Regions from separate parts of the Homo sapiens genome. Here region 2 is linked to region 1. A link is a contact called in ENCODE Hi-C or POLR2A ChIA-PET data. All regions are on one chromosome and are shown on one strand. The core of a region is the stretch at or near the end of the contact, and the rest is flanking DNA. Distances in the headings are between cores, read along the strand shown. Region 1 overlaps TCF4 (transcription factor 4). Region 2 holds the start of TCF4 (transcription factor 4).

Region 1 (5,466 bases), core at 1,702-4,201:
CATTCCTGAAAATTCGAAGTTAGAAAGCCGAAAATTCGAAGTTAGAAAGCCATAAATTCAGTCTAGATTCTCCATATTTTGGGCATCATCAATTTCATCATCATCATCATCATCATCACTAGCCATCTTCTACACTTATGAACAGAATTTTCACATATTATTTCATTCATTCTCAAAAGCAACCTAAGAGGAAGGCCAAACAGGCATACTCCTCCTCATAGAATAGATGAATAAACTGAGCCCAAGAGGGTAAACAGAGATTCTACTGACAGCATCCAGATCTCTGACAGAAGTCCTTGTGTTATCCACGAATAAGTACCTAACTCTGACTCATAACTTCCAACAATACCTAGAAAAATAACCAGCTCAAGAACCGCAATTTTCAGGTCAAAGTACAGAATTTTTGTTATTCCTAACACATTCTTGGGGAACTCCGTTTCTTTAGGCAATATGGCCCTGTAGACTTAACAACATACAGGAGGGAGCAGAGATTGGCACAGTCAACTTTTCTTTGAAATCTATTCTAATGGCCGGGCACTGTGGCTCATACCTGTAATCCCAGCACTTTGGGAGGCCGAGGTGGACGGATCACTTGAGGCCAGGAATTCGAGACCAGCCTGGCCAACGTGATGAAACTCCATCTCTACTAAAAATATAAAAATTAGCCAGGTGTGGTGGCACATGCCTGTAGTCCCGCTACTGAGGAGGCTGAGGCACAAGAATCGCTTGAACCCAGGAGGCAGAAGTTGCAGTGAGACCGATCCACCTCACTCCAGCCTGGGCAACAGACTCTGTCTCAAAAAACAAACAAAAAAAGGAATCTATTCTAATTGCCCTAATGTACTCCTATCTCTGCTGCTCTCATATGTATTCGTTCTGCAACACTTACTGATCATCTATCAGGTAGCAAGGACATTGTCAACAATATAAGTCTGAATCCATAAATGCTGCTCCCATGAACTCTACAAAAAGATAAGAAACGTATACATGGGAGAAAAGAGAACTCACATCTGTTGAGCATCTATGAAGACTAAACCATTTCCCAGCTCCTTCCTTGAATGCTCACAACAGTTACATGAAGATGAAAACTGAAGAGTGCTAGTTACCAGTAACTTTTGTGGCACTAGGCTCTCCTATGAAAATTAGAAATCCTACTAATATTTGAGTAAAACTAGCTAAACATTTCAATCACTAAAGTTATCACATGCTAATAAGTATAGACACTGTAATTCTTCAATGCTTTAGAGAAAAATATGATTATACCATTAACAATTTAATCTTTTCCTAGTCATTTTAATCTGCCAAGGCTTTGATTTAGAAACAAAATAGAGGAGGCAAATCACTGTATTGCCGAACATTGGTATCAATACCAAAAATAAACTGAGGCACACATACAAAAACTGACAGAGCTATAACATTCTCGCTCATGCATATTCGCTGCCCCTCTCTGCATCTGCCCCATACACAGTGTGCCCACACTGCCTCTAATTTGTGTTGTCTGTTGGCAAAATGGACTGTAGTACCAACTTTAAAAACCAATCGAAGTATTAAAACAAAACAGACAACCTCTCCCATATTTGGCAGAAAAACCGTAATTCAAATGTTCCAAGCCTCCCCCAAGAACAAGCAATTATAAGGTGCAGAAAGGCAATGGCTTTAAAACAACATGCTAATCCTAATATTAGTACCTTGAAAAAAGGAAAACTGCCAAGATGCTGGAATAGTGCCCAGTTATCCGTCTTACCTACAGCAATAAAACTGTCCTATAAATGTGAACAAGACAGTTAGGATACATTTTGGGGTTAGGTTATTGGCATTTTTTTCCACCTCACCATTCCCTAGGAGAATAAGCCTGACCTATGGAAGCAAAACACAGCAGATGGTAACTCAGCCCAGTACCAAGAGTACTTAGTCAATCCAAATAATTCACACAAAACTGAAGCAAGATGTTCAATGATTTATGGCGCTAATTTCACAAGAAAATTATGGAATCCTTCTCTTCAATAGAGCCACCTTTTTATTGTCATATGCTGGATAGCTAACTAAAGTGTCTAAAAAGCAATATATTATTATATTACTATCAACAATACATAATAATGACATAATCATTAATAACATAATAATTATTATAGCTAACACTTATGCTGGGTACTCATGTAAGTAATTTACAAGAAATAACTTATTTAGTCCTCAGTATGATTCTATGAAATAACTACCGCCACTGTACAGATAAGAAAACTGAGAAAAAATAGCAACCGGGCCGGGCGCGGTGGCTCACGCCTGTAATCCCAGCACTTTGGAAGGCCGAGGCGGGCGGATCACGAGGTCAGGAGATCGAGACCATCCCGGCTAAAACGGTGAAACCCCGTCTCTACTAAAAATACAAAAAATTAGCCGGGCGTAGTGGCGGGCGCCTGTAGTCCCAGCTACTTGGGGGGCTGAGGCAGGAGAATGGCGTGAACCCGGGAGGCGGAGCTTGCAGTGAGCCGAGATCCCGCCACTGCACTCCAGCCTGGGCCACAGAGCGAGACTCCGTCTCAAAAAAAAAAAAAAAAAAAAGCAACCAGAACAAATAACTATGACATGGAGAACCAACCTTCAAATCTGGGAAACATACACCCAGTCCATGTGCCTAACTAATCCAACAGTATAGGAGTGGGTTTAATCTAAAGATTACTGCAAAAATGAAAAATAAAATGTATTTGCAGGAAATAACACTAGACCTGGATTCAGCTGACCTGACTTGTTCACTGTGAAACCTCAACAGAGACACCTCTTTGAGAAATGGTTTCTTCATCTCTGAAATGGAGTGAATTCAAAGCTGGAAAGCTTGTGCTTCCAGTTTTAAAGATCAGATTCTAAGGATAAAGCCTAAATCTGAGTTTTGCTTAAAGACCAGAACACTTTTTATCATTGTTCTAGATCAAGAAATACTGATGACCTGCAGTGGAAATCAAACAGCAGCAGTTTCTCTCTGGTTCAATGATCCTCATCCCACGTGATTCTATCATAAAACTGTACTTCCTCTCTTTGCAGAGAGGATTAGGCTACTTACTAATAAGTGTAACTCCAATAAACCTAGGAGGACCTGAGGCTGCTACTTCCCAGTTCCCAAGTCAAGTCAGGCTTTTGATAATATATTTTATTTATACACACACATATATTCAGATGGAATCATCCAATCAGCTTCCTGATTCTAAAACTGCATTTTCTTTCTACAAAATGAACCCAAATGTCCAAAGGAAAACCATCAGCTAGGATAATACACACACATTAAAATGTCCACATGCAACACACACACACACACATATACATACCCCACACACAAAAATATTTCCACAAGCAAGCATGCATTCATTTATTTAAACATAATCACAGTACTCACTCTAAGAGAGGGATAGGTTTTAAGATCTCCAGCAGATGCCTGAAACCTCAGATAGCACAAAATTCTATATACGCTATGATTTTTCCTATGCATATATACCTATGATAAAGTTAGTTCATAAATCAGGCACAGTGAGAGACTGACAACAATAACTAAGAGTAACATAGAACAATTATAATATACTGCAACCTCAGCATATGATCTTTCTTTTTTTTTTCTTTTTTTTTTTTTGAGATGGAGGCTTGCTCTGTCACTGAGGCTGGAGTGCAGTGGCACAATCTTGGCTCACTGCAACCTCCGCCTCTCAGACTCAAGCAATTCTCCTGCCTCAGCCTCCCAAGTAGCTGGGATTACAGGCGTCCACCACCACGTCTGGCTAATTTTTGTATTTTTAGTAGAGATGGGGTTTCACCATGTTGGCCAGGCTGGTCTCGATCTCTTGACCTCAGGTGATCCGCCCGCCTTGGCCTCCCAAAGTGCTGGGATTACAGGCATGAGCCACCAGGCCTGGCCTTTTCTTAAGTGGGGAACTTTGCCCTTGTAACTTATAGGATGCACTTCATGGCTTTCTTTTGGCATATCTGAATTGCCAGATTCACTACTTTTGTGCTTTGGGGCCATAGTTAAGTCAAAAAAGGGTGACTAGAACCTGAGCACTGCCATAGTAACAGTCAATCTGAAAACCTAGAGGTGACTTATAGGCAGGGAGTGTCTGGAGTGTGAATCTGCTGGACAAAGTAAGGATTCATGTCCCGGATGAGATGGCAAAGGACAGTGCAGATTTCATCAAATGGCGAGCAATTTAGAACTTAGGAGTTATTTCTGGAATTTTCCATTTAATATTTTTGGACCACAGCTGATGGACAGTAACTAAAACTAGAGAAAATGAAACTACAGATAAGGGGGGCGGGGGGACTACTGTATTCTAATTATCTTTTTTGCCTACCTAGGGGTTCCATATTTTGATGCAGTTTAGTTGGATATCAGGCAACTACACATGGGTAGACAAAGAAATGAACACCTTTGCACCTGAACAGCAACAGCTAAGGGGACACACACAGAGGGAACCACTGAATTCTAACCTTGGCTGAAACTTAATTGGGTGTGGATTGGGGAGAAGATTTCTGGGTGTATTGTGTGTGCTGGGAGTAATCTATCAAGTATTGATTGGGTTCAAGTGTTGGTGCTGAGGAGTTACCCTCAGCTTCTCCATTCCCCTAAAAATTCTCTAGGCTGAAATAGCCTTTCTAGGCATTCACTCAAGTAAGGTGGAGAAACTGACCCATGTAACCGGGAAATGACTACAACCAGGAGGAGACACTGAGGCTAATGTGTTGCCTATAAAGTCTCATCCTCAAGTTGATGCTATCCAAGAACAAATAACAGAACCAGTGCGGGACAGGGAGGCTTCCTGACCAGAGGACCAGCAGCAGTGGAAAAAGGCAGCCGGGGAAATGTACCCCCAACACACACAATATACCCCAAAACTTTCTCCCACCCCCCACCAACAAAATGCCTCTGGCAAATAACACCTTATTATTTGATATGTGCAACTGCAAACTCATTTAAAGTAAAACTAGAAGCACCTTTAGAAAACTTTGCTGCTTTAAATTGATCTATAACCTACTCCAGGTCTACCCGCCCTTTCTTTTAACCAGGCTGCCATTCCTAAATTTTCCTCCGTTATAGCAATTCTACCACCACCACTTCTGAAAATGGGTTTTGAATGTTAATATTTTGTTGGATTTTCAAATGTAATGATTATTTCTAACAAGAACTGAGAAACTGCTCCATTATATTTCTCCTCTCTAAATTTGATCATGCTAATAGCTTAAAAATACTCACTGAGCAGTTACTATGGGCTGAACACTGTTCTCAATGTTAGATGCATTCACTCATTTAATTCCCATAGCCCAATGAAGCAGGGACTTGTATTATCCTCATTTTACAGAGAAATTAAATAACTGTGTTGCCCCAGGTTACAGGTAGTAAGTGGTCGAGCTGAGATTTAGAGCCAGAATCCATGCTTTCCAGCCCACCCTTCCCAGCTCACACTTGCTCTTTAATTATAAAATACCAGA
Region 2 (5,466 bases), core at 1,078-3,577, 82 kb after region 1:
TCTCTCTCTCTCACTCTCACTCTCTCTTTCACTCCCTCTCTCTCCAGCATTTATTTCGACCCTAATTGGTTTCCCTCTTCTTCGACGTATCTAGTGGATAATGCACACCTTCCCTGAGTCAGAGCCTGCAAAAAGCAAAGGAACGAATGGAGAAAGTGCAACAAGCAGAAAGGGGGCTGCAAAGCTGCCTGCCTAGGGCTACGTTTCCTGGCAAAACTTCCGAAAGCCATTTCTCCAAAAGAAGGTCTAGAAGAGGAGGAGGAGGAGGAGAAGGAGGAGGAGGAGGAGGAGCAGCAGCAGCAGCAGCAGCAGCAGCAGCAGCAGCAGCAGCAGCAGCAGCAGCAGCAGCAGCAGCAGCAGCAGCATGAAAGAGCCCCACTTGGAAGGCGGTTTGGATTTTATTTGTGTGTTTTGTGGATTCTTTTTATTTTGCTTTACAAATGCATCTTACACCAAACTCATCTGGCATTAAAAATGAATTCATTCTCCTGACATGTCTGGGACTTGGTTTAGGAAAAGGAAGCAAAGGGATGGAGAAGGACCAAGTACAGCCGTAAAACTCCACAAGTGTGTCAAGTTCCGCTTTGTGCTGATCCTACGACTACGAAATTTACCAAAACAGTCCAAAAGGTTCTAAAGAATGTATGCTCAGCATATCCATACTAGTTTTAAGAATCCTAGGAAAAGATGTAACTAGGAGGTAAGATGTAAGGAACAGGTCCTACCAATCCAAAGCATCATTAGCTTAAAACTTTAAAGAGACAACTGGGTCTCCTATTTTCTATTTTCCATTTCCAAAAACAATAAATAAAACGAAGAGTAGTGTGCAAAGTATTAGTAGTCTCAGTGTTCAGACATGGCCAAGTTTTAGGGGTGGTTTAGTTTTAGGGGTGTCTATTTTTGCTTTCCACTGGGGTGAGATTCCATTATTTGGGGTAATCAGTGGGTAGGGAATTGAAGGCCAGTAATAAAACTCAAAAAAAAAAAAAAGCCTGAATCTTCCATCACACCACAAAATTATAGTTAAAAACTTGTCAAAAAGACCTTCATATTTACCAAGGATTCAGCCAATTAAAAATTATTACTGTCCTTTAGATTCCTACTGGTTTCTAGCTGAAGTGTTTGGGTTTTTGTTTTGTTTTTTTCACAGCTGTTGTTAGTTTCCACCGTTCTTTCTTACCGCACTGAAATCCAGTAAATCACTCAGCTCTTTGTCCGTCCCTAAGGCAGCCATTCGCTGTTGGTGATGCATTTTAGCAAAATCACACAAACCTAGAAACATGGAAATAACCGCAATCAGAAAATCCAGTCCCAATCCTTGGAGAAAACACAATCGGATTTTTGGAGACTGGGGGGTTGGGGGTGGGGACGTGGGGGCGGGTGGGATTAAGGTGGAAAGGAGGAAGGGATGGGAGACTTGTTGTTGGGTTGGGTTTGGTTTTGTTTTTTTAAGATGGAATAGGCAGCAATAGCAAAAAAAAAAAAAAAAAAAAAAAAAAAAAAAAAAAAAGCGATATTGTATTTCCAAAGAGACGATCAAACTGGTAACATCCACTATAAAACCAAATCAGGGAAAGAAAAAAAAAAAGCCGCTCTTCAGCGCATCATTTTATGCAACAGGAGGTAGAGCGAGAAATGAATGGATCACAGAGAAAAGAGAAACTACTGAGAACGATCCGATCTCAACTTTCCCCCCACCCTGCACCCCACCCCCCTCGCACACTCACACTCGCACACGCACACACACTCGCACACACCACTCCCCTCCGCTTTTCAAAGTAGCTATCAAGAAATTAAAGATGAGCGTCTCTGGAGTGAAAACACGTCCAAAGGGGGAGGGGTGGGGTGACAGGGTTGGGGGGAGCGGAGTGGAGGGTCGGGTCCTCTAATTGTCCAGCACCCTAATTTGTGAAAGAAAGGGGTTATAAAAATTAAAGTCAGGCCCCTGGCAAAGTCCTCGGTCCCTCCGAGGGGGCATCAAGGGGAGGGGCGGGGGGGCTGGCGGCGAGGGGGAGGGAAGCGGCGGGAGGGGAAGGGGTGTCTCTTCTGGGAGCGCCGGGCGCCGGGAGCCCGCGGCGCGGGAGGCGCGGAGCCGCGTGCGGGGCCGCCGAGCCCGAACCCCGCGCCGCCGGGCGCCTCCGCCCCGCCGAGCCCCGCAGGCGCCGGTACCTACCGCCCGCGCGCGAGAAGGGGCTCTCCGTGCACCGCCGGCGCCGAGGCGGCGTTCATGTCTAACCGCCGCCGCCACCGCCGCCGCCTGCTCCTGCGCCCGCTCCCGCGCCTGCTGCCTCCCCGCCGCCGCCGCCGCCGCCGCCACTACAGATCCGCAGACACACAGCCAAGATCCCTGACTCTTAACACCAACTCTCTTCTCCGGGGAGGGGAGGGGACGGAGGGAAGGGGGGAGGGGGAAACACGCCGAGGCGCACGGAATTGCAAGTTCAGCAAAGAAATGGGTGGGGGGGCTCCGGCGGGGAGACGCGACTTGCTCCGGGTCGGGCAGGCTAGGATGCATCCCCCTCGCACCCACCCCGAGGGGAAAAAAAAAAAATCTCAACACCTCCCCCGCCTCGCCAAAAAATACAAACGAAAATTCATCGAGCACCTCATTTTTCCTCAGATCGTCAGTTACAATCTGAAGCCTGAACAGTTCAGTTTTTGCCCGTTGCATCCCTCGGAGGCACTTTGAAATTTATTCGAGTTTACATCCCCTCACTTCTTTCTTTCTCTTACTCTCGTTCCCTCTCACTCACACATCCACACACGGCAAAGCAAGTTTATACTAGGCTGCAAATACACGTGATGCAAAAAGACTTTGCCAAGAGGAACAATATTTTTCTTTTTCGTCTATAAATCAAGCCACATTTTCCTGGGGAGATTTTCGTTTCGGTAGTTTTGCGTTGGGGGCGAAATCTGAATTGCATACTTTCTTTCCCCTCCCTTTTAAGTCACAGAATAGTATAACTGCAAACTTCGAAAAAAAAAAAGGGCAATTTTTGGGGGTGGATGTTGTTTTGTTTTTGCACTTGAGTTCCTAGGCACGCTAAGTCCCTGTTCGCCAGCACTGTAAGTTTTTAATTCAACATTTACCATTATAGGCCCTGCATGCTCTTAAAACATACTTTTTCACATCACTTTTTAGGATAAAATTTAAGCTTCATAATTCTATCGTTTCGTAATAACAAGCGTGCTTTATCCGGTATATGCAACATAAGCTATTTTAACGTGTGTTTGAAAAAAAAAACACACATTCTACAAATCCTGGTATTGCTAGATGTGCGAGTACATACACAAAATGCATGCACACACTTTTTCCCATTGGCAATTATTTAATAGGTTGTCCCTTTTGTTTTAATAAAACATCGGGATCGACATTTTAAAAATTAAATTCAATTACAAACAGTTTACTCTGACGGCAAATTGAAACGTTACCTTAAATGGCCACAAATATTCTCACAATATTCCAAGGAAAGAGACTTTAAAAAGAGAGACAAAAATCTTCTGCAAGTACTTAGTATCTCACATGTGTATCCCCAAAAAGTATTTTAACTGGTACTCAGTCCTGCTCCAGGGATATCCACAGATTACAAGATTATGCACCTGGCTCTGGTTTTTGCATTTTCCACCATAAAACTGCAACAAAATTCCCTCCCCCAAAAAAGAAATCATTAAAAAAAAATCCAACAACTTTTTCTTATTGTTTATAAAAAAAAAAATGAACACAGGATAGTTATAATTTTTCCTCAAACAATTCTTGTTGGTGATTTTTTTTCTTCTCTCATAAAGTCTTAAACTTGTTCCAAGTTTAGAGGTGTCTCATCATCATCATCCTCCTCCTCATCATCATCACCATGGACTCCCCCGTGGAGTCACATTGATAATAATAGGTTTCCCTGAAAGATACATTGTAATCCATTCACATCCGGGAACTGCGGGCTTATAAAGAGAAGGAGCTGCGGCCGCGGCTGCTCCTCCAGACAATGACTGGGAAGGGGCGGGGCGGGAGCAGGCGACCATAGAGTGGTAAACAGAGCGCCTAGAGAGGCGGCCAAGATGGCGGTGCTGGTCGACCACGCCTCCTCCGGGAGCGGAGGCGGGTGGCTGTTCTCGGGTAGGCGTCGCGCGTGGGGCGGCACTGTGGGAGTTCCCGAGGCCGAGGTCGTTCGCAGGCCCCATTTCCCTGCGCTCTTATTCGTGTTGCCGCTTCTTGGCCGTCCTTGCTCTTTGACACAAAAGTGTAGTTTCGGCACAAATTTACAAATTAAACTCCACAGACTTCCGCAGGGAAGTGAGATACCCCCAGGTCTCCCTGAGGAAGGCTCGGGAAAGACTGGGCCGGCCTCACTCACAGTAAGCCTGACCCTGGGTTCTCCCACTGTGTGGAGCCAGATTTCTCAGCGAGCCTTGGGCGGCATGGGAAAAGGCCTCTGGGCCAAGTTGGTCCTAGGCTGGAAGAGGGATGTGGGTCCTCTCCTCCAACTCCCCCACCCTATCTTCTTATAGAGCGCTGGAAGTGTGTGAACTTTCCAAGTCCAAAAAGTCTTCACTTGGCGAAGACCTTCATCTATTGCTTTGTAGACTCAAATGTAGTTTGTGCCATAAGCCACGACTGACTCAACCCATTTCTGGCCAAGCAGTTACCTTCTGTAGCCTGTTTTCTGGTCTGTGTAAAGCAAATAACGCCCACTTTACGAATTTTATAGTGGATACAGATAAAGATGAAGCCACCACGAAAGAAATAATTCCTTTTCATCTCTTAATTCCTTGCTAAATCAACTGATACCGCTAACCTAGCCAATGGAATTTTAAATGGAAATTTCCCTACTCCAAAACAATAGCTTTTAGTCTTTGCAACAGAAAAGCAAGTAATAATAATGACAGATAACACATGTGTTTACTATATGCTAAACAGTGTTCCTATAACTTCACAAATACTGGCTACTTTAAGCCTAAGAATAACCCTATGGAGTATGTATTACTACTGTAATTTGTATATTGGGCAACAGAAGCAAGTAAAATTGAGTAGCTTGACCCAAGGAAGAAGTTTTGTAAGTGGTACAAACTTAACTAAGTCACACAACTATATTGAGTGACAGAGCCCACCTTTGAAACCAGACAGTCTGTGATAACAGTCCACATTCAACCATATTCCTATATACCATCTGGCAGTGGGAACATCCTAATCTCCATTTGCTGATAAAAGTTTGTGGCAGTAACAGAGTTCAGATCAATTTCGGCGATCTTTTACTTACATGTAAGTTTTTACAGAACAAGAATTAAGGCATTTATTGGTTGTTTCCTGTACATTCACACATGGTGAAGATTCCTGTCTTCCATCCCCATTCGGTGTTCTCATCTCAAAATAATATCTTACATTTAGACATTACTTTTTGCTGCATTATCACAAGCATCATCCCCAATTCTCAGAGTTAACCCCTACAGGTTCTGCTTAGATGATGTAATGAA

Evidence for each region. Hi-C counts contacts between places; a loop is a spot of excess contacts on that map. ChIA-PET counts read pairs that join two places held with the same protein, here RNA polymerase II (POLR2A). Pooled maps may share reads with other maps.
Region 2: a loop to region 1 is called in a map of OCI-LY7, with 3 times the contacts of the local background. The contact joins the promoter of TCF4 here to the enhancer-like site in region 1. A Hi-C loop is called at or near these places in 26 of 168 maps with a recorded cell type or tissue (A673, B cell, IMR-90 and 12 more), 11 of 37 single-sample maps with no recorded cell type and 23 of 50 pooled maps. POLR2A ChIA-PET finds 5 or more read pairs at or near these places in 10 of 52 experiments (A673, AG04450, BJ and 7 more).

Annotation. Positions count from the first base shown.
Region 1 is chr18:55,503,265-55,508,730 of GRCh38, forward strand. All of the region lies in intron 3 of TCF4 (transcription factor 4), which reads right to left. Among named protein-coding and RNA genes, the nearest start is that of MIR4529, 27 kb to the left of the region's middle. Within about 2 kb of position 2,952, at least 3 of the 41 ENCODE cell types and tissues checked have a DNase peak (open chromatin) inside an H3K27ac peak, as active enhancers do; they include A673, B cell and OCI-LY7, where a contact is called at or near this core.
Region 2 is chr18:55,585,865-55,591,330 of GRCh38, forward strand. It overlaps TCF4 (transcription factor 4), which reads right to left and starts at 2,328. Exons shown (of 20, transcript NM_001083962.2): 1 at 2,174-2,328; 2 at 1,181-1,272. The coding sequence starts at 1,252. It overlaps LOC105372126 (a long non-coding RNA gene), which reads left to right and starts at 4,035. Exons shown (of 3, transcript XR_935479.3): 1 at 4,035-4,111. RefSeq lists an enhancer at 3,913-4,142.